2 separate regions of the Homo sapiens genome follow, and region 1 is linked to region 2. A link is a loop called in an ENCODE intact Hi-C map of the cell type or tissue named here. Cell type or tissue: heart left ventricle. All regions are shown on one strand. Each heading gives the region's core, and the rest is flanking DNA. Links, peaks and the distances in the headings are about the cores only. Region 1 overlaps ATXN1 (ataxin 1). Region 2 overlaps ATXN1 (ataxin 1).

Evidence for each region. Peaks named below come from ENCODE experiments on the same cell type or tissue, not always from the same donor. Only the 100,000 strongest peaks of a DNase experiment are listed, where the experiment ranks them.
Region 1: a loop joins it to region 2, with 2.3 times the contacts of the local background. A loop is called at or near these places in 2 of 110 quality-filtered maps.

The regions. Positions count from the first base shown.
Region 1 is chr6:16,665,759-16,676,588 of GRCh38, reverse strand. All of the region lies in intron 2 of ATXN1 (ataxin 1), which reads left to right. Among named protein-coding and RNA genes, the nearest start is that of ATXN1-AS1, 90 kb to the left of the region's middle. RefSeq lists an enhancer at 3,778-4,279 and a silencer at 5,814-5,893. In heart left ventricle, for the core only: no CTCF peak of the experiment used is centred there; a DNase peak (open chromatin) is centred at 6,328; H3K27ac peaks cover 587 bases.
Region 2 is chr6:16,534,671-16,545,500 of GRCh38, reverse strand. All of the region lies in intron 4 of ATXN1 (ataxin 1), which reads left to right. Among named protein-coding and RNA genes, the nearest start is that of ATXN1-AS1, 220 kb to the left of the region's middle. In heart left ventricle, for the core only: a CTCF peak has its summit at 4,144; a DNase peak (open chromatin) is centred at 1,230; H3K4me3 peaks cover 589 bases; H3K27ac peaks cover 1,800 bases.

The DNA of each region.
Region 1 (10,830 bases), core at 1,740-9,739, 130 kb before region 2:
TTATTTTCCCCACAACTAGATGGAGAGTGCAAGGACCATATTTTACTCATGTGTATCCTCAGGGCCTAGCACAAAGTAGGCACTCAGTAATGAAGAAGTAAGATGTTTCAATGTCCCTAACATTTAAAAGGATGTATGAAACTAGTGCTAATACCAGAAAGAGTTGGTTTTCATAGGCTGTTAATTGTGGGTTTTGAAATAATGTACTACTTTGTACATTGATTTTATACAACTGTGTTATATACTTCAGTAACTTTCAAGGTAAAAAGTTAGAGGTTATTAAATCTGGCAGGGTCTTAAAACCTGAGTCTCAGTCCATGTAAGAGCATTCTTTTGCTCTTCTTGACTAGCCATGTAAAAGGGTGAATGTAAGTTAGTGAATTATCTTTTAGAAATCTTCAGTTGTATATATATTTTTTTCATCGAATTGCAAACTCACTCACACTTACCAATGTAATACTACCCTGTTGATGAGCATTAGTAGCCTTATTTGGGTAGCCAGATTAGAGACACAGGCTTCATGGTGTTACCTGCCTTGATGTTTTCATTCATAATGCAGCATTTGGGAATGCAGCATTTTTCTATATTGGAGACATGTATGATGATGTGTATGTTCCTTCCCCATAACCCTGTCCGCTTCTCCTTTGGCAGTGTCTTGCATCACAATTTTATTTTATTTTTATTTATTTATTTATTTTTTGAGAAAGAGTCTCACTCCGTCACCCAGGCTGGAGTGCAGTGGTGCAATCTTGGCTCACTGCAGCCTCCACCTCCCAGGTTCAAGTGATTCTCCTGCCTCAGCCTCCCGAGTCGCTGGGACTACAGGTATGCACCACAATGCCTGGCTAATTTTTTTTATATATTTTTTTTAGTAGAGATGGGGCTTCACCATGTCAGTCAGACTGGTCTTGAACTCCTGACCTCAAATGATCCGCCAGCCTCAGCCTCCCAAAGTGCTGGGATTACAGGCGTGAGCCACCGCACCTGGCCTCCAATTTTAAATATATGTAGGCTCCATCTCCACCTCTCCCTGAAAAAACTTTCCCTGCTCCTTTCGCCTTCATGTGTGCCATAAGTTGACTGCCATCAGGCCAATATCATTACATATAAATTCCCTCCACCCTTCGTTTTAATTTTAAAATATCTGAAAGGGGGAAAGGGAGAAGATTCCCTAATGAGTATGTTGTGTGATTCAGGACCTTGGCTCTTAGATCCTCAGTCATGTGATATTTTCAGATTTTATGGGACTATGGTGCAATTGAAGAAAGGCTTTTGACAGAAAATGTGAAATGATGAAGTCTTAGCACGGACTCATACGGCAGTATTTGATTGCGGGTTAATCTCCAAACGTTGAAATAAAGTGGATCTGTTAAAAAGCCATTGGTTACTTTCAGTTGCCAGGGGTGTGTATGCTCACATTCCTGGAAGCACATTCTATAAAGTCACCAATCTACAACACAGACACCCACCTCCCCCTAGACTTCAGAGAGCTCTGCTGGGCTGCAGCTTTCTACCAAAAGAGTTGTGTGCCTCTGAATTTCACATCCAACCTTGGAAGCTGCAGTCTGTTTAAGATTTCAGAAAGAATGGGGGCTATGTTTCCAGTTTACTGCTTTGTTATTTTGAAATTGAAAGTCTGAGCAGAATTCAGAACTACACAAAACAGGATCTTTTCACATGTTTGTTTAAGTCATGTTCTTGGCAAAAACTTGCTGAGGAAATGATCTGTTTCTCTAGGAGCATTGATTTCTTACTCCAGTACAGTGGCCATTTCCCAGGATCTCATTCCAAACCATCTGTTTTGCCATCAGAGCCAGCCTTTCAGTGAATGATCTCTTTGGTCTACACTGTGCTAAACCTTCTGATTGAAAGGATTTTTATTAATGAAATCTAGGTAATAAAGTTGCAGTGAACTTTAGGAAGTTCTCTGTAGGCAGGGCGTGGTGGCTCAAGCCTATAATCCCAGCATTTTCGGAGGCCAAGGTGGGCAGATCATGAGGTGAGGAGTTTGAGACCAGCCTAGCTAATACAGTGAAACCCCGTCTCTACTAAAAATACAAAAAAAAAAAAAATTAGCTGGGCGTGGTGGTGGGCGCCTGTAATCCCAGCTACTTGGGAGGCTGAGGCAGGAGAATCGCTTGAACCCATGAGGCGGAGCTTGCAGTGTTGCAGTGAGCCGAGATCACACCACTGCACTCCAGCCTGGCAACAGAGCGAGACTCCGTCTCAAAAAAAAAAAAAAAAAAAAAAAAGAAAGTTCTCTGTAACAGTCAAATAGCAAGTGCTGACCTCTGTCGCCTCTGTAGCAGCAGTATGGATGAATTGTGAGCTTGTTGGCTAGGTTGGGCTGCGGGTCATTGTGGAAAAGCCATGTTTCCCTTGCCTGTGGCTGGGAATAAGTATAGTGGGGCCATTTTAAAAAAAAGTCCTGTGGTTGAATTCTGAGTTTGAGCTGTTTTAAAATGTCAAACAGACTGAATCCTTGGGAGACTCATTTGAATGAGACCAGCAGCAATGTAAGAATATATATATATATAAAACACGTTAGAGCATTTCCATGTATGGGAGGGAACTGATGGAGAGAACACAGACCACCACATTAACTGCCACATGCTGTCAACCAGTGGATCTCAACTGGGGACCATTTTGCCCTCTCAGGACATTTGGCAATGTTTGGAGACACTTTTTGATCGTCCCAAATGGGAAAACAAGGTAGCAATACTGGCATCTAGTGAGTAGAGGCCAGAAATGCTGCTGAACATCCTGCAATGGGGCTGGGGGCATTGGCTCACACCTGTAATCCCAGCACTTTAGGAGGTCGAGGCAGGAGGATCGCCTGAGCTCAGGAGTTTGAGGCTGCAGTGAGCTGTGATGGCGTCACTACACTCCAGCCTGGGCAGCAGAGTCAGGGGTCTCTTGAATGAATGAATGAATGAATGATTTTTAAAAATCAATCAATCAATCAATATCATATCCTACAATGCACCAAACAGTCCTCTGCCTCAACCAAGGATCATCTGGCCCAAAATGTTAATAGTGCTGGAGTTGAGAAACCCTGCCTTAGACCCTTTCCTTCTCATAGTTTCCAAGCTGATAAATCAGCCTGCCTTGACAAAGGTGAGGAGGTAAGCTGCAGGCGTGAGTGGGAAGAGCAGGATAAGGAAGGAAACGGAGAAAAGAGGTAGCAGCATTGCATGAAAATAAACTACCCGGGCCATATCCCATTTGTGCCAAATTAATATTTGGGATTCTGTCTTTATGTGTTTGGTAAAGCCGGAAAGTATGTGGGTGGCTGGCTGGGCCATGGCCTTTGTGTTAGAGGTGACCTGAGTTTCTTCAAAGCACCTGTGTTAGTTTTTCATTGCTGCTGTAACAACTTATCAGGAACTTTGTGGCTTAAAGCAACTGTTTTTATCTGACAGTTCTGCAGGTCAGAAATCCAATACAGGTCTCACCAGGCTGAAATCAAAGTGTCAGCCAGGCTCATTCTCTGTAGGGACTCTAGAGAATAATTCATATCCTTGCCTTTTCCGTTTTCTTTCTTTTCTTTTCTTTTTTTTTTTTTTTTGGCGGGGGGGAACGGAGTCTCATTCTGTCGCCCAGGCTGGAGTGCAGTGGCACATATTGGCTCAGTGCCACCTCCGTCTCCAAGGTTCAAGCAATTCTCCTGCCTCAGCCTCCCAAGTAGCTGGGAGTAGCCCAGCACCATACCCAACTAAATTTTATATTTTTACTAGAGTGGGGTTTCTCCATGTTGGCCAGGCTGGTCTCGAACTCTCGACCTCAGGCGATCCACCCGCCTCGGCCTCCCAGAGTGCTGGGATCACAGGCATGAACCATCGTGCCTGGCCCACCTTTTTCCATTGTCTAGATGCCATTGTATTTCTTGGCTCCTGGCCCCTTCCCCTATCTTCAAAGCCATCAATGTTGCATCTCTCTGTGCTGTGTTTCCATAGTTGAATCTTCCTCTGACACTTCTTCCTCCTTCTCAGACTTTTAAACTTCCTTGCGATTACATTGGACCCACCTGTATCATCTCCCCATCTCCAGATCCTTAATGTCATCACATCTGTGAAATCGCTTTTACCACGAATTCACAGACTGATTCTGGGGATTAGGACGTGGGTATGTTTGAAGGTCCCTTGTTGTGCCTACCACAGACTCCAAGGCATTTACTAGAGCCACATTTTGCTGACTTGAGCTAGATGTAGCAAAAGAAGTGTTATAAAAATGGGTTTTTAAAAAAGCCTTTTTTTTTCCTGTGGTATAATTTTAGTGTTTAGAAGTAATTTTTCTTTTAATGCAGTATGACACAGAAAACATTTGGAGGATGTTGAAAAGTAATTGTTTAAATTGGCAAAGACACATTTCAGTAAGGGAGTAAACAAGAGGGAAACGTGTTGGGGGGAAAGGTGTGGGGAGGAAACTCTAGACCAGAGGCCCTAGGACTTGAATATACAACTTAGTCCTGTTGAAAATTCAGATTCCTGGGCCTTAAAGTATGTTAAATAGGTCAGGGGTGGGGCCCAGGAGTTGTACTTTTAACGAGCACCCTCCTGTGATTCATTTAACATAAAAGGTCCTTGGCTCACACTTGGAGAAACACTGCTGTAGAAACTCAAATACCTATTTTAAAACAAAGGTACATTTTAATCATTTAGTTTAAAATGAAATCATTGCATAATACTGATGTTAGAGGTTAGAATAAACATGTACTTAAGTTCTTGATATTCTTGTCATTTCAGTTACATGTCAGGGAATGTGATTTGTGTTTTGACGTATTCAAATCCTTGTCATATTCAACCATATTCGTATTCAAAATATATAATGATTTTGACCCTTGATTGTTCGAATTAAGACTGTCATCTTTTCTGTGTGATTAACTCTTGTGTTGATATAAATATGCCTTTGGCTTACTAATGTTCAGTAAGAACTAATGACTCTTGGGAATGTTAATAGACTCTGTGAGTCCCTTTTTAATCATTTGTAACCAGGCTGTCATTCCATGTTTGTTTGGAAGCTTAGAGATAACATTTATGAACTTTGTGACACATAGTAGTTGCTCAATAAATGTTAACTGTAGAAACACATTGATTAGTTTCACTTCAGAAATAGACACTTAGAGTTCAAAATTCCCATCTGCCTAGCTCCTGAGGCCCACTTTCTTACCAGAATCTTTCCTGATACCCTCTCCTGCATAAAATGGTTCCTCTTTTGAGACTTTGTAGCTCTTTTGTACTTCTCTTATTCTGTTACGTTACTGCAAAAAAAAAAAAAAAGAAAGAAAAGAAAAGTGCCAATTGTGTACATGCTTTCCTCCCTGCTGGAATGTAAACTTTGTAAAGGCATGATCCATAGCAGATACTTCTTATTACAAACTACCTGGCAGAATTTCTTTCTAAAGAACCTACTCAGTAAGCCTGTTGGTGAACTGAGCAACATTTGGACAATTATGGCATCATCTTACAATTTTTCAGCTATTGGTTTTCACTTGTTTAGAAATGTAAAACTTTGCAAGGACTTTTATAAAAGCAAATTTCAGAATAGTTATTCACTAAGCTTTTTTATGCTAATGATGTCATGCTATCAAAAATTAGCTAGAGTAAATGGACTGTAATGAGGATGGTTTGTAATCTAGATTATATGTTCCACATGTAACATCGAAATGAAATATAAAATTGAGTTGTTGGCATGTGGTTGTGGTGAGCAGAAGCAGTTATTATACATTACTTGGTAAAATTCATATTCATATCTTGTCAGTTTACAGTGAGCCAGAGATTAAAAATAACATTTGTTTCTGTTTTAGTAACTGCTTAAAAATATCCAAAATCATTTTATTTTCTTTAGCCTGACTTCTAGTAGTGTTTTGAATATGTGGCCTTTCAAGCAGTAATGAAATGCATCAATGCGACTTGGCAGTGCCTCACAGGACATGCTTCTAGGATCATTTTTAATGATTAAAAGTCAAATTGAGTTCTAAAAAACTGACCCAAAATATAGATGAGCCAAGTAAAAACGGAAGGAAATCTGAATAAAATCTTGGTTCTTGGTCCTCTGCATGTATCCTCCACATCTGTTTTCTCCAGATCTCTTTTTTCTTGCTTGTTGATAGCACAGAGGAAGATCGCAGAGAGTAATGTACTGTATATGTTTCACATCCCCCTTCCTCTTTAGTGATAGTTTGGAGAGTATACTGCAGTCACCATGGTTTTCAGTTTGGAGAGTACAAGGATCAGATCTGTATTTTCTAGAGCCAGCTTTTGTGGCATTCTGGAGAGGTGATTGGAGAACCATGAGAGCAGGCAGACATCTGGGTGAGAGGGCACGAGGGGTGAGTGACGGCAGAGCCAGACTTGCTGGAGAGGCAGAAAGGGAAGGATTCAAGTAGCATAACCAGGAAATAGAATTGATAGGATTTGGTCCCTGCTGACCTGTGGAATAAGGGGGAAGGCAGAGGAGTTGATTCTAGTATTTCTAAGTTGGGCCACTTAGTGATATTGGGGTACCAGGAACAGGCTTAGTGGACCCACAGAAGTGACCAGACCCAGGAGTCTCTCTGAGCGCCCACCCTGGCTTCTCTGTGTTGGCTTACCCTTTCTTGGTTGGGGGTCATGGGGTGGTCAGCTTCAGTGGTGTGGTCTGAGGTGACAGGTGCTCAGGAGTGAGGACAGGGAGTAGACATCACCAATGTGAATGTGGAGGTAGGCAACAAGAGTTATTCTAGAACTGACAAATTTAATATATTTTGCTGACTGCTGAGTTCCATTTGGACAAATACCTAATGCATTTGGGGCTTAAAACCTAGATGACGGGTTGAAGGGTACAACAAACCACCGTGATACATGTATACTTATGTAACAAACCTGCACGTTCTGCACATTTGTCCCAGAACTTAAAGTAAAAAAAAAAAAAAAAAAAAAAGATTGTTCAGTTCAGTTCAGAGAGCAATAGGAGCAGTTTGCTATTCACCAAATAGGGACATCAATTCTTTACTGATTAATAGCAGTGATTCAGAAAACTGCCTTTTGTAGTAGAGCACACCAAGGGGGTCTGCCGGATGGAAAAAGAGAACAGTGCTTTGTGAACTATAATTGTTGCCATAAGTAAATACTTAAAATACACTAAAATGGCAACATCAGGAAACATGACTAAGGAGTCAGTGTACGCCACGCCCTTTCCCCCACCTTTGTGGTTGTTGAAAATTTCCACCAAGAGTGATGTATACAAAAAAGGGTAAGATCAGGGTGTTAGGTTTCAGAGGAAGGCAAAAACTTGTGTGATTCTATAAATGGAGCTTACAAATGGAAATGCACCATTCAAGGCAGAAAGTCTATCACAGTCATTAGGAATAAGCATTAGAGTGATTCTCCTTTCTTAACTTCTGCACAGAAGTTTGATGTGGTAAAGAAACAGTCTGCTCTTAGCCATGTTCCTTGAAAATACATGTCTTCAATTACTTGGTTTGTCTGAGAGAAAGGAGGGTTTGGAGGAGAAGGAAATGCCTCGTGAGTTTGACATACTATGGGAGGATTGTTGTTATTATTGCTTGATTTACATGCTCTCATTTTATACAAAGTGTACAGCACAATTTCTCAAAGAGTAATTATGATGCCAAGAAAATGGGGTGGATTCTGGGCTTCCTGCAGTCTGTCATCCAAATAATAATATTCATTACAAAGATCCTTACCCAGGAGGCCAAGGTGGGAGGATTGCTTGAGGCCAGGAGTTCAAGACCAGACTGGGCAACATAGACCCCTATCTCAAAATAAAATAAAGTAAATAAAATAAAATAAAATAAAAAATAAAATAAAATAATAAAAGCTCCATACCAGTTTGTGGCATTCCTACTGAAAACAGAGGTATACGAAATGCTTGAACAGGGCATGGAACTGGAGGTATGGATGTCATTAAGAATGGCTGAGAATTTTTTGCCAAGAGTTAGTATACTATCCTACTTTATTCTATTTCAGTTTGCAGTAGGACAGACCTAATTCTCTTCCCTGAGAAAGTCACAAATAAACTAGCATGGAGCTTCTCAGTGGGCACCCTTGGCTGAACTCTATAGACTCCTGTTCTCTTTAATAATATCTAAAGCTTCTGGTTCAATTACATGGCTAATATCTTGACTCTCAAGACCAAAAGGCAAGATGTTTAAAAATAAAATCAACGTTAAAAACATGCCTGTGTTCCATGGACACAGGAAGGGGAACATCACACACTGGGGCCTGTTGTGGGGTTGGGGGAGGGGGGAGGGATAGCATTAGGAGATATACCTAATGCTAAATGACGAGTTAATGGTTGCAGCACACCAACATGGCACATGTGTACATATGTAACAAACCTGCACATTGTGCACATGTACCCTAAAACTTTAGTAATAAAAACAAAAAAATAAGAAAACAAAAACAAAAAAAACATGCCAGTGTTCTTTAGTCCTCACTCAATTAGAGAAAAATGAGAGCAAGCATGATATTTTGTATCTGGCACTATGTGCACTGCCTTGAGAGATTTCTCTAGAAGGTTTTAAGAACATCTGTCATCTATTAATAGTTACGAAAGCCGAGACTCACACAAATGAGGCAACATTACAGGGGGTCAGAGAGCACATAGGTAAGCCCACCTTGATGGGAGTCCTGGCCCGAGGCACTTTGGGGAAAGAGTGAGCTGCAGTGGTTATAGAAAGACAAATGTCTTGAGCCGGGCATTGAAAAATGACTAAGAATAATCTAGAAAGTGTTCAGTATGTTTTTAACGATTGTGGGTTAGCAGAAGGAAAGCCATCTGAGGTGAGAGAAATAATAAGCAAAGGGGACAGAGGTGGATGGTGAATCAACTGACCCAAGGGAGTTAAGCGTTTAGAAAGCACTTCAAAAGGATAACACTACATAGCTCCTTGCCTTACTGTGGTGCCTTAGAGATGACTGGCATTTTTGCAGAGCTTGTTTCATAAATGTGCTTTCAGAGGAATAAACAGGGGATTCGGGCTGGGCTGAGGATACCTTGAATTTTGTTTACAGACCATCATTTTGTTTACAGAACATCAGTGCTCTATCCTCATGTCCTTCTAAGAATCAAAAGTTTTAACCTCACAGAATCCAGCGTGTGGCTTGTGAGTGAGACTCCTTTTTCCATGTGATAACCGGTCTGCTTTGGGGAGGCAAAAGAATCTTACCGACACGTACATATTTTAGGATGGGCTCTGAGCCAATTCATCAAGCCAACTCCTCACTTTGAAACAAGAAAGTGAAGAGGATGTTTCATGATTGTGGAATACCTGCCAGAGGAAGAATCTACCGAAGTTCAGTCAACTATTAATTGGAAAGGAGGCAGCAGACTGAGGAGATAGAGAATCTTTGCTCTCAGGTGGATGGAGGTTGGAGTCCTCAATCTGTCACTTGTGGGTACATTATGTAGCTCCTTCACCTCCATTTCTTTATTTATTAGAAGGCGGGTAATAAAAGTGTCCACTGCCTAGGATGGTTCTAGGGCTTAGAGGAGATAATGAAACTCAAGGGCTTAACATGTGAATGTTAGCTATTATCATTGCATGTGTCCATTAACACCCAAAGATAACCAGTGTTGTTTAGTAGTTCTTTGCGTATTTTCTTTCTAAATAGATAATGATTTATAATTTACCTAGTTACTTCATGAATTGATTTCATGAAAAAGGTCTTTCTGAATCTCTTTCCATGTACTTTAAAAGTTTATTCCTTTAGTTAAAAGAAATTTTAACTAGATTCTTAAAGCCTAGATTGGAAGAAAGTGTTTGCTAAAAAAAAAGTCATGGCTGGGTGCAGTGGCTCACACCTGTAATGCCAGCACTTTGGGAGACCGAGGCGAACGGATCACAAAGTCAGGAGAGCAAGACCATCCTGGCCAACATGGTGAAACTCCGTCTCTACTATAAATGCAAAAAGTAACTGAGTGTGGTGGCATGTGCCAGTAATCCCAGCTACTCGGGAGGCTGAGGCAGGAGAATCACTGGAACCAGGGAGTCAGAGGTTGCAGTGAGCTGAGATCACAGTACTACACTCCAGCCTGGTGACACAGCTAGACTCCAAAAAAAAAGAAAGAAAGAAAAGAAAAGTCATGTATATATCCAGAAGAAAGGAAATCAGTATATTGAAGAGATACCTGCACTCCCATGTTTGTTGCAGCTATTCATTATAGCCAAGATATGGAATCAATCTAAGTCTCCATCAATGAAGGAATGGATAAAGAAAATAAGGTACATATACACAGTGGAATATTATTCAGCCATACAAAAGAATGAAATTCTGTCATTTGTAACAACATGGCTGGAACTGGAAGACGTTATGTTAAGTAAAATAAGCCAGGCACAGAAAGACAAATATCACATATTCTCACTCATATGAGGGAGCTAAGAAACATGACGTCATGGAGACAGAGAGTAGAATGATGGTTAGCAGAGGATGGAAAGGGTAGTGAGGAGGGAGGAATAAAGAGAGGTTGGTTAGTGGCTATAAAAATATAGTTAGATAGTAGGAATAAGAGCTAGTGTTCAGTAGCACAATAGGGCAACAATAGTTAACAATAACTTATTGTATATTTCAAAATAACTAGAGGAATGAATTTGGAATGTCCCTAACAAAAAGAAATGAAGTGATGGGTATCCCAAATACCTTGATTTGACCATTACACATTGTGTGCTTGTATCAAAAAATCACATGTACCCAATAAATATGCACAACGATCATGTACCCATAAAAATAAAACAAAATTAAAAATGCACACTTCTCACAGTTTCTTGCCTAGTAGAATCCAAGTAAATACAGTTTTCCGCCCACAGATAACTCTTCCCTCTGGTGC
Region 2 (10,830 bases), core at 1,032-9,031:
TTTGAACTTGTGGTTCCAGTGATTACCAGGACCCTGAATTGAAGAATACATGCTGTGGCCTTTTCAGCTCAGGAAACTTTTTACTTTCTATTGCCAAAAAAAAAAAAGACAAGAAATCCTTCCTCAAAATGTTATGTGTTCTTAGCCCATACAACTGTCTCCCCAGAAGTCACTGGACTCAAACCTCCACTTTGCTACTTGAACATATTAAGGTCATTTAAGGAGAATTCATTCATCTCCTATTAATCTGGAACATTCATGATCGCTGTAAGACCAAAGAGGACATTTTGGGGGGTAATAAGAAAGTTAAAGCTGCCTTCAAATCAAACGTGAATTATGAAACTCTTTTCCAAGAAGCTTCTATTAGTGGCCTCATCAGCTATGTTTCAAGAAAGGAAGTTGAAAAAAAATCCCACAACATGGAATGCGTATTTGCCATGCTCTTAGAAAAATGGTTTCCTTGCGAAGACTCCTTTGTCTCTACATACCTGGACCTGAAGACCTTGGTGTTGTTTTATAACCCTGGAAGCCTGGCTGTGATCATCTATTAAGGAAGGAGAAGGAAGCTGCTTATCTGTCCTGAAAGTCTTATTTCTACTCATCTTCTCGCCTCCTTCCACACCACCTCCCCACCTACACACACCCTTGCCCTAAATTCCTTTCCATTTTGTCCTTTCGAAAACTCCTCCCTCCCTTAGAAAAGCTAAAAATAATGGTAATACTTTCCAGTGATCCTCCCTTATTAGGATCTCAGATGCAAGCTGCAGGCAAGGAGGAAAGCCTGCATGGTCGCTGCTGCTCACATCTGCATGGTTACAAATCGTGGCTCACTCCAGCTCTCATCTTAGATGTTCATCCTCACTTGAATCCCAGTGCCATAACACGCCAACGCGCCTGGAAAACACCTGCTGTCTATAGGTTGCAAGCACCCCACAGCATCCCAGATGTAGGGTCATAGACTCAGAGAATTGAATACACACCCAAATCCTCTAGCTGTCATTAGGGGGAGTTTCACATGATTGTAGCTACACCCAGGATTTTAAGCCCCCAAAAGTTATTTAGGAAGGATTGCAGGCTCATTCTTGTGTTCTTAGGAGGGTCCCGACCTGCGGATAAAGACCTAGAGGAAGGGGGAGGCCTTGAGGCGGAGTCCCCCAAGCAGAGCCCCAACTTGTGTGTGATCCTGCGCCACAACTTGGCCAGCCGGCCTGGACAGCTGGCTCTGGTTACTGTGGGAACAATGCAAGGAAGGCCGTTGTCACATTCCTCTGAGGTCAAAGGCACAACCTTCGTCACACACTCAGTCCCTGCTGGCAAAGAGAAAGACGAGGAGCGTGGAATCGGAGACCTGGAGCATGCGAGGGACTTGAGAAATTCACCAACTCCCTTGTTTTACTGATTAGGAAACTGAGGTGCAGAGGAGAGCTATGACTTGCTCAGGATGGCACACCCAGGACTGGAATTTTCTCTTCATGGTCCAATACCCTGATGTTCCTCTCATCATCTCCAGTACTTCAGACTTGATAGTAAAAAAGGATTCTTGATAACATTATTATATTTTGTTATGTTTTCCCATGCTGCAATCGAGTCTTTAGGTTCGAAGTGACAACCCTGTTACTTTTGTTGCGAGACCCTTGAGTACTCCCAGGACAAATCTAGCCAACAAATAGCATCTTTAGTGACCCTATGGGAAGTCATTGGCTTCTAGCCCTAAACCCAGAGGTTAGAGTTAATTTTTAAGTGCTCGCCTTTAACTCAAGCATGAAGCTCTAAAAGCATCAAGTAGTAATGCTTGAAAACATCTAAATTCCTCTGAGCCCTAGGCATGCTTAAACTCTCTCTCTCTCTTTTTTTTTTTTTTTTTTTTTAGGAAAATAGCTGAAATGGTAGTGGTTAGAACACATGCAAACAGAATTACTGAATAAAATTGGTCACGTATCCCCTGGTTTAAGGCATATTTAGGAGTTCAATTCACATGTAATTGATCATTCTTTTTTCTCTTGGCATACTTTCCTGTAAGAGTCTTATGTGCCCTGCCTTTAGCATATGTGCAAGCCGATAAAGGATGTTCATTTAAAATTTTTACTATTTTAAAAATACACACAGAGGGGGAAAAGACTTGTCTTATCCCCAAATGAAAAGAATTAGAAATAATACTTTTGCCTGTAAACTTCTATCAGTTTTCCTGTCATGGGAAAGGGAACCATAAATTACTTTTTATAAGGAAAGTGGTGGTGCTAGGGCCACATGTCCCCTCCCGCACAGAATGAGAGGTGGTGGTGGCTGCGGGACGGTGGGAAGGAATGAGCGGGACCCAGGCCAGAGCTCAGCTCCCTGGGCTTTGCTTGTCTCGCATTTTGTAAACTCAAATGTCCCATCATTCCCAAAGGCCATTTGTGGACATGCTGTGATTTTATGCATCACCTTCTGGAAAGAATGTGTTCCGTTCCCTGTGAACTTATCCAGGTTGATACAGTAGTTCCCCCCACCCCCCATCTTCGGTGTCATTTTCTGCTGTTTCAATTACCCACAGTCAAGCGTGGTACAAAAACAGGTGAGTGCCATGCAATAAGATATTTTGAGAGAGAGAGAGAGACACCACATTCACATAACTTTTAGTACAGTATAATGTTATGATTGTTCTATTTTATTATTAGTTTTTGTTGTTAATCTCTTACTGTGACTTATTTATAAATTAAACTCTATCATGGGTGTATATGTATAGGAAAAAACATAGTAGATATACATAAAGGTACTATTCATGGTTTTAGGCGTCCACTGGGGTCTTGGAACAGATCCTCCATGGATGGGAGGACAACTGTCTTTTGAATGTGTCAGACACAATTGTGGCATTTCTTAGTGTCTTTTTCCTACTCGTTAGTTGTATTTGGCTGCTGCAAACACCTTGGGCTCCCAAGTAGTTGGGAATGTGGAAAGCTACATACTTTCCCTCTAGAGAGAGCCCCAGTGTGAAAAACTAAGATAGCCGTGTGTTTGCTGATCCTTGGGACGAGCCAGGGAAGGGCTCCGGGAGCACTGTGTGAATTAAGGCTGTCAAGACCAAAGTAACATAGGAGGGAGAAGATGAAAATGCAGCAGCACGTCTCTTAATGTGATCGTTTCTCTTTCCCCTTACTGAAGCATAGTGCTCTCTGCTATTTGAAGAGCGCAATTTAGATTTATATTAAGGAATGAATAAATAGGATGCGGTGATGAAATCTCATCTGGAGTGAATGCAGATTGTGGATGCTAATGACCGTGTGGCTGTGCAGAGAACCCATTGGAAGCCTGGGCGCTTCTCCCTCCTCTGTTCACCCACTAGGCACTCAAGAGCAACTCAGGCAGTGGGGAAAAGGTTATCTTTTTTTAATGTCTCTCAGTGTTGCATCTTGCCTTATAGCGCCTTAAAGCACTTGACAAGCCTTCAAGTAATTCTTGGTGGTGGCGTTTTCCCCCAGAAGGCCTTAAGAGATGGTTTTAATAGATACACCTATCAATTTATTCCCAACTTGAGCATTTTGCTGTCTTGCATCATTTGACATCACCAGAAAGTCCTTTGGTTACTTCTGTAGTTCACATTGTACTTTCTGTCCTTTGAGTTTTGGGTGCTCAGGGGCAAGATGTCAGAAATCCTGAGTTTTAGTTGTGCCACTGCGTAGCTTTGACCAAGTCACTTTACGTTAGCAGGATACAATTTCCGTGTTCATTAAATGAGGAGACTGGACTGAAAGCTCTTAGAGGCCTCCTCTAGCTCAGACGTTCTGTAACACTCAGGGCTTTCTGCCTCCTCTGATTTGGCGGTGTCAGGATACAGGTCCAAGTGCGGCACTGTGCCTTGCAAAATTGCTCTCTCTCCCTGGCCAGCTTTTCCACCACTGTGGAATGAAGTCTGCCGCCTGGAAGAATCCCAGATTTCTCAAAGGCGTCCAGTTCTAGGGAGCAGCGTGCAAAGCCCTTGAGCACACTTTGACTTCTTCTGCCCTGGCTGGTGATGAAAAACCAGGTCACCAGAGGTTGCCCTGTTTCCAGTGATCAGCCCTCGGGACTGAAAAAGGAACAAATACAGAAGAGCTCCAAAGAAAGAAACAGAAAGAGACGCTCAAGCTGGGAAGCTAAGAACAGGTCCCTCTGCTGGGGTGGAAGGAGAAAGAATCTTAATCCTCTGCCTTCCCCCATGGGTCAGAGTCGTAAATGGGTGAGACTTGAAGGTGTGGTTGGTCACCCTCTCTCAAAGTTTCAGGGCTGGGTCAGGTGTCCTAGTAGTGTTGCGTGGTGCAGTAGTGAGTCCCCAGCCTGCATTCTGCAAAGCCCCAGAGGCTCCCCATAAACTTTGAGGCTGTGGGCTGCCCTCAGCCTCTATTGACCGGGGCAGCGGGGCAGCTTCTCCTTCAGCTCTGTGATATTCTGAGGCTATGTAAAATAGTTTTCTTAGAAAGGTCCTGTGGTTAAAAAAAATTTTTTTTAAACCACTGGTTTAGTTACGATGAGCTCATATTCAAAGCAATATGACCTTAGACAAGTCATTTGATTTTCCCAAACCTCATTTTCCTTATTTCAAAACAAGTTTAGTCATATATTCTCAGCCTGTCTCCCACAGCAATTTAAGGATTAATTAGAGTCAGTTATTCATACCTTCACTCTATGAACACGGTATTGAACACCTTTCAGTAGAAGGCTCTGTTGGGAGAGGAACTCATAAGTAAATACATGAGACAGCCATTCCAAGCAGAGGGAAAAAGCATGTGCAAATATTTTGTAAACTGTAAAACACAACACAAACCTAACATTATGTAATATTGCTGTTCTTAACCAGGCAGTTTAATATAGTGACTCTAGAGCCTAACTCCTTGGCTTTGAATCCCAACTGCAGCCATTTATCAGTGTGACTTCAGGCACTTTACCTACCCTCTTGTGCCTCAGTACTCCAATCTGTACAATGGGAATAATAATAGAACTCATCTCACTGGGCTGTTGGGAGAGCTGAATCAGTTCCGGGCGCAGTGGCTCATGCCTGTAATCCCAGCACTCTGGGAGGCTGAGGTGGGTGGATCACCTGAGGTCAGGAGTTCGAGACCATCCTGGCCAACATGGTGAAACCCGTCTCTACTAAAAATATAAAAAATTAGCCAGGCGTGGTGGCACGCGCCTGTAGTCCCAGCTACTTGGGAGGCTGAGGCAGGGGAATCACTTGAACCCAGGAGGCGGAGGTTGCATTGAGCCGAGATCATGCTACTGCACTCCAGCCTGGTGACAGAACAAGATTCCGTCTCCAAAAATAATTATAATAATAATTAAGAGACTGACACAGAGTAAGCACTCTATAATGTTTATTATTGGTGATTTCACCAATGCACTGTGAAATTCTGTTTCTTGATTCTCAGCATTGCAGTCCCCTGTCATTGCACTTCCAGTTTTCTCTTCCCCAGAAGATGCATCCCGTGTTCGAGCGGAAAGGCAAGGGAAACATCATGTCAAGAAAAGAGTTCCGAACAGTACTCTGTTTCTGTGGCATGGATCCTCTTTCCTCTCCTTTTCTCCTTTTTTTGAGGTTGGATTGGCACTCCTCTCAGACTTAAACAAAGGCTTTGCTTTGCAGAGAGGATCTTTCTGCCTTCGGTGTGTCATCTGCCTCTAAGGGTGTAATTTGTTTCTGATGCATGCAGGGTGCCCCCTTGAGAAGGCTTTGTTGATGTTGTGCAGAGGTGTCCTGTATTGATCGGTGATAGAACTGTTCTATAGTGGGTGAATGAGGTAATTGTCATCAGGTTACTCTAGTCGGTGACCTTGAGGCTGATCCGATGACTAAGCCACAGAGGTGGATCCCTGGTTATAGAATGTCCTTGTTTAAAGGTAAATCGGTGTGAGAGTGACTAATAGTTTTAAAGAAATGATGGCAAGCAAATGGCATGCCCTTTGGTGAGAGACACAGTCTATATCAATAAGCTCTGAGGCCACCCATATCTGGGTGAGATATTGGGGCTGATTTTCAAGGGTTCCTTTATCTCTCTGCTCCTCTCTTATCTCTTTTCATTAGATTCCAATTCTCCATAACTTCCATGACCGTGTATAATACAGTCACTGCCATGACTGTGTATAATATCGTCAGTGTGAAGTTCAGAGCAAAATACATAGGCCTCTGAGCTAGTTGGCTGGGTTTCTTTTTTCTTTTTTAAAAAATTCAGCAGTGGGGTGGGACAGAGCTGAAGATGAAAAGATGCTTGATACAAGAGAAGAGAGAAAGCAAGCGTCATGATAAAATCTGCATGCAAAAAAACCCTTGTTATAAAATGAAAAGTGGAATGAATCATTAGCTATACATTTAAGCTGGATCAACACATTAGCCCTGTGATTAAGAGTTTCTAAAACCTACCTGCCAGCATCCCTGCTGTTGCTGAACTGGTCCTTTCTGCATGGGAATGGGTAGAAGTCTAAATGAACAGACTTAGAGTGGGTTGGCAGGTGAAGGATAGTGGGGGTAAGTAGTGAGGAGAGGATAGGTTAGAATAGTTATTTTGGGCTGGGCGCAGTGACTCATGCCTGTAATCCCAGCACTTTGGGAGGCCGAGGCAGGTGGATCACCTGAGGTCAGGAGTTCGAGACCATCCTGGACAACATGGTGAAACCCTGTCTCTACTGAAAAAACAAGAATTAGCCAGGTGTGGTGGCTCATGCCTGTAGTCCCAGCTACTTGGGAGGCTGAGGCGAGAGGATTGCTTGAACCTGGGAGGCGTAGGTTGCAGTGAGCCGAGATAGTGCCATTGCACTCCATCCTGGGTGACAGAGCGAGACTATCTCAATCGCAAGGACAAAAAACCAAACACCCCATGTTCTCACTCATAGGTGGGAATTGAACAATGAGAACACATGGACACAGGAAGGGGAACATCACACACCGGGGCCTGTTGTGGGGTGGGGGGAGGGGGGAAGGATAGCATTAGGAGATATACCTAATGTTAAATGACAAGTTAATGGGTGCAGCACGCCAACCTGGCACATCTATACATATGTAACAAACCTGCATGTTGTGCACATGTACCCTAAAACTTAAAGTATAATTAAAAACAAAAAAAAGATTAAAAAAATAAAAAGAACAATTATTTTGGAATCATTGAATAACAGTCAGCTCTTTGTATGTTGGTCAATAAAAGCAAACACCTATAATACTGCTCTAAGTGCTTTGTGCTATATTAACCCTTTAATCCTCACAACTTTTGTTATGTAAATTTTATATCTGAAAACAGTGAGGTTAAGTGATTTGCCCAAGGTCATTTAAACCCAGATATTGGCTCTGCCCCGGTGCCCTTAACACTTATAGCCTCTCACTGTCCTGGGTGGTGAAGGTCTTGAGGGCAAAGAGAGAAAGGAAATTCCTATTTTCAGTGGACATATTTCTTGTGCCGGTGGAAGGAATTTAATTATTACAAGGGGTTTCATCAAGTGCACTAATCTGGGAAGTTGCCAGCAAGCTGACCTGGGTTTAAGTGATTCTCCTGCTTTGACCTCCCAAGTAGCTGAGATTACAGGCATCTGCCACCATGCCTGGCTAATTTTTGTATTTTTAGTAGAGATGGGGTATCACCATGATGGCCAGGCTGGTCTCAAACTCCTGACCTCAGGTGATCCGCCCACCTTGGCCTCCCAAAGTGCTGGTATTACAGGTGTGAGCCACCGCACCTGGCCAAGACACCTTTTTTAGCTTCCAAATCGAAGTCTGTTTTTGCCTGTATCATGGTTGTATTTCAGTTAGAACATCATTTCTTTTTTTTTTTCTTTTTTTCTTTTTTTCTTTTTTTTGAGACAGAGTTTCACTCTTGTTGCCCAGACTGGAGTGCAGTGGTGCAGTCTCGGCTCACTGCAACCTCTACCTCCTGGGTTCAAGCGATTCTCCTGCCCCAGCCTGCCGACTAGCAGGGATTACAGGCACCTGCCACCACGTCCAGCTAATTTTGCGTCTTTTTAGTAGTGACAGTGTTTCACTGTGCTGACCAAGCCCATCTTGAACTCTTGACCTCAGGTGATCCATCTGCCCCAGCCTCCCAAAGTGCTGGGATTACATGCGTGAGCCACCGCGCCCGGCCAGAACATCCCAATACATAGGCAGCCACTTATGCACTAGAGTCCTTCTCGGAGGGTGAGCAGAGTTGGCTCTCCCTGTCGGTGGCATCACGTTGGCAGAATACACACACTTTTATCCTGTGGCGGTTGGCGAGGCCATTGATTTGCTGCGTAGAATAGCAAGGAAATACTCTAGACAGGTTTAACATTTGTTATTGCTAATGAATTTGTCAAGCATCGGAATTCAGGGACGGTTGATGCACACTTAAAATGCTCTGAAATAGATTTTACCTTTTATAAAAGATAATAATAATCTCATGTTTGAATCACAAGAGGTACGTTTTCCTTAAATCTTTTAATTAACTCCTATTTCAAGAAAAACCTCTTATCAAAAAAAAAAAAAAGATTTTACATTTCCTAAGGCCAAGTAAGAGTTGAAGGTAGAATGAGTAAATAACCAAGTTTATGGAAATTGTAAAATAAATACATGTGTTATAAATGTGCTATTTAATGAAAATGTGTATTGACTAGAGCAATAATGATGTATCTTTGACCATGATAAGTACCAGTGCTGAAATCCATCCAAGCCACAAAAATGATTGGAGGGTCCATGTGGAATATAAAGCTCTGCAGAGTCTAGAGCTCATATCCTATATGGCTTTTTGCTAATTAATAAACATTGGCCTTTTGTCTATTATTTAATAGCCTAATTGCATTGCACATTGCAGTAGCACATTGCAATAGCACATTGGCAAAAGTGCTGCCTTTCACTGCTAAGGGGGGCAGTTTTCTGTAAAAGAGGTTAAAAGGAGAAATCAGAAGCCTAATTTTTGTTAAATGAGATGTCCCCCAAAAGTCAGATACATGCATATTTGGGCTAAATAAATCTTTCCTGGGAAACTCTTCTATGACTGGGCAGAGTTGTTCACGAGAGACTTTCCCCCCAACATTTTATTAGGAAAAATTGCAAACATACAAGTAAATTGTAAGAATTGTACAGTGAACACCCATAAACTTGCCACCTAGATTTTGCAAATAATATTTTGCTATATTTGCTTTGTCAGGTATCAAGCCATCTGTCCATCCTGCAGTCCATCATGTTTTAGTTGATGCCCTTCAAGACTAGTTATTGTGTATCATTACTCAATCAAAATAAAATATTGGCTTTAGTTCTTGCTTTTAGGTAAATTTTATTTTATTTTATTATTACTATTATTATTATTATTGTTGAGACAGGGTCTCACTCTGTCGCCCAGGTTGGAGTGCAGTGGTACGATCTCAGCTCACTGCAGACTGGACCTTCGGGGCTTAAGCAATCCTCCCATCTTAGCCCCCTGAGTAGCTGGGACTACAGGCATAGGCTACCACATCCAGCTAATTTGGTTTTTGGTTTTTGGTTTTTTTTTGGTAGAGTCAGGGTTTTGCCAGGCTGGTGTCAAACTTCTGGGCTCAAGTGATCCACCCTCTTTGGCCCCACAAAGTGCTGGGATTACAGGCGTGAGCCAACCATGCCTGGCCAGAAAAACCCAAATTGAGGGACAGTCCACAAAATGATTAGTCTGTACTCCTTAAAATTGGCAGATTGTCACTTTTATCACATCATATGTGACCTATCATGGGCTGTTGATCTTGATGACCTCAGCCGAGGTTGTGTCAGGGTTTGTCAACTTTAAAGTTACTCTTTGTACACAGACACACTCACACACACCCTTTTCCATACTGTACTACTCGTTGGAAGGAAGTCACTGTGCACAGCCCACACTTAAGGGGTGGGCAGTTACGCTCTACCTTTACAAGGGCAGAACATCTGCATGAATTATTTAGAACTCCTTTGCTCAAGAGATGCGTGTTTTCTTCCTCTTTTAAAATTTATTTATATCAATATGAACTCATGGGTGTTTATTTTATTCTTTAGGTTCTAATCCAGTACTATGTTGTTTATTTTGTTGCTCTGGTTGTTTTAGTTCTGGCCATTGGCAGCTCTTTGAGAAATATTAGGAATATTGTCTCTTGTCCCCCTTTTATATGCCCCCATCACTGTGGGGTATTGATTTATCTATTTAGCATTTTCCCACTTTCTGATACTACAAGATGCTCCATGCTCATCTTGGATATTCCCTGTCACAGTACTAGAATCAGCCATTTCTCCAAAGACCCCTGGTTTGTTTTATTGGAGAATGGTGTTAGGAACTAAGTTCTGGGTGCTGGGGCTTGCAGAAATTTTATGCCCAACACATATTAGCTCCCCCTCTTCCTTTTGTGGGAGTTTGGTGTGTGCAGTAGTGAGTGCCCTGTGAAATCTTCATGCTACAGATTGACTTTAGTCCCTCACTGATCCTAGTTCACTTCAGGAGGAGCCTAGCTCACTGTGGCAGACTAGACAGAAGGCAGCCCAGCCAGTCAACTCAACAGATTTCATTTATTCAGCTCAATCCAAGTCAGACTTGGTGCTGTGCTTATTCCTGTGGGCAGATGCCCTGCCCTCACAGACCCCTGCCCTCTAGAATCAAATGACAGGACAGTAACAGAGAAGTGCTGTAGAAAATCAGAATACAGAAGGGCTGGTGCGACCTAGCCTAAGAGCATTCAAAGAAAGCTGTTTATACAAGAGCAGACTTAGGAAGGTTTATTCCAGATGAGGAGGCTAGAAGCAAAGACATGGAAGTGGGAACAGATAGTCTCTTAAATATCTATGGATAAGAAGAAAGCCGAAAATAATGAAGGACTTTGCTTCTTGGGTTTATTTTAGGTAGGAAGTAGGGTTTACTGATCTTG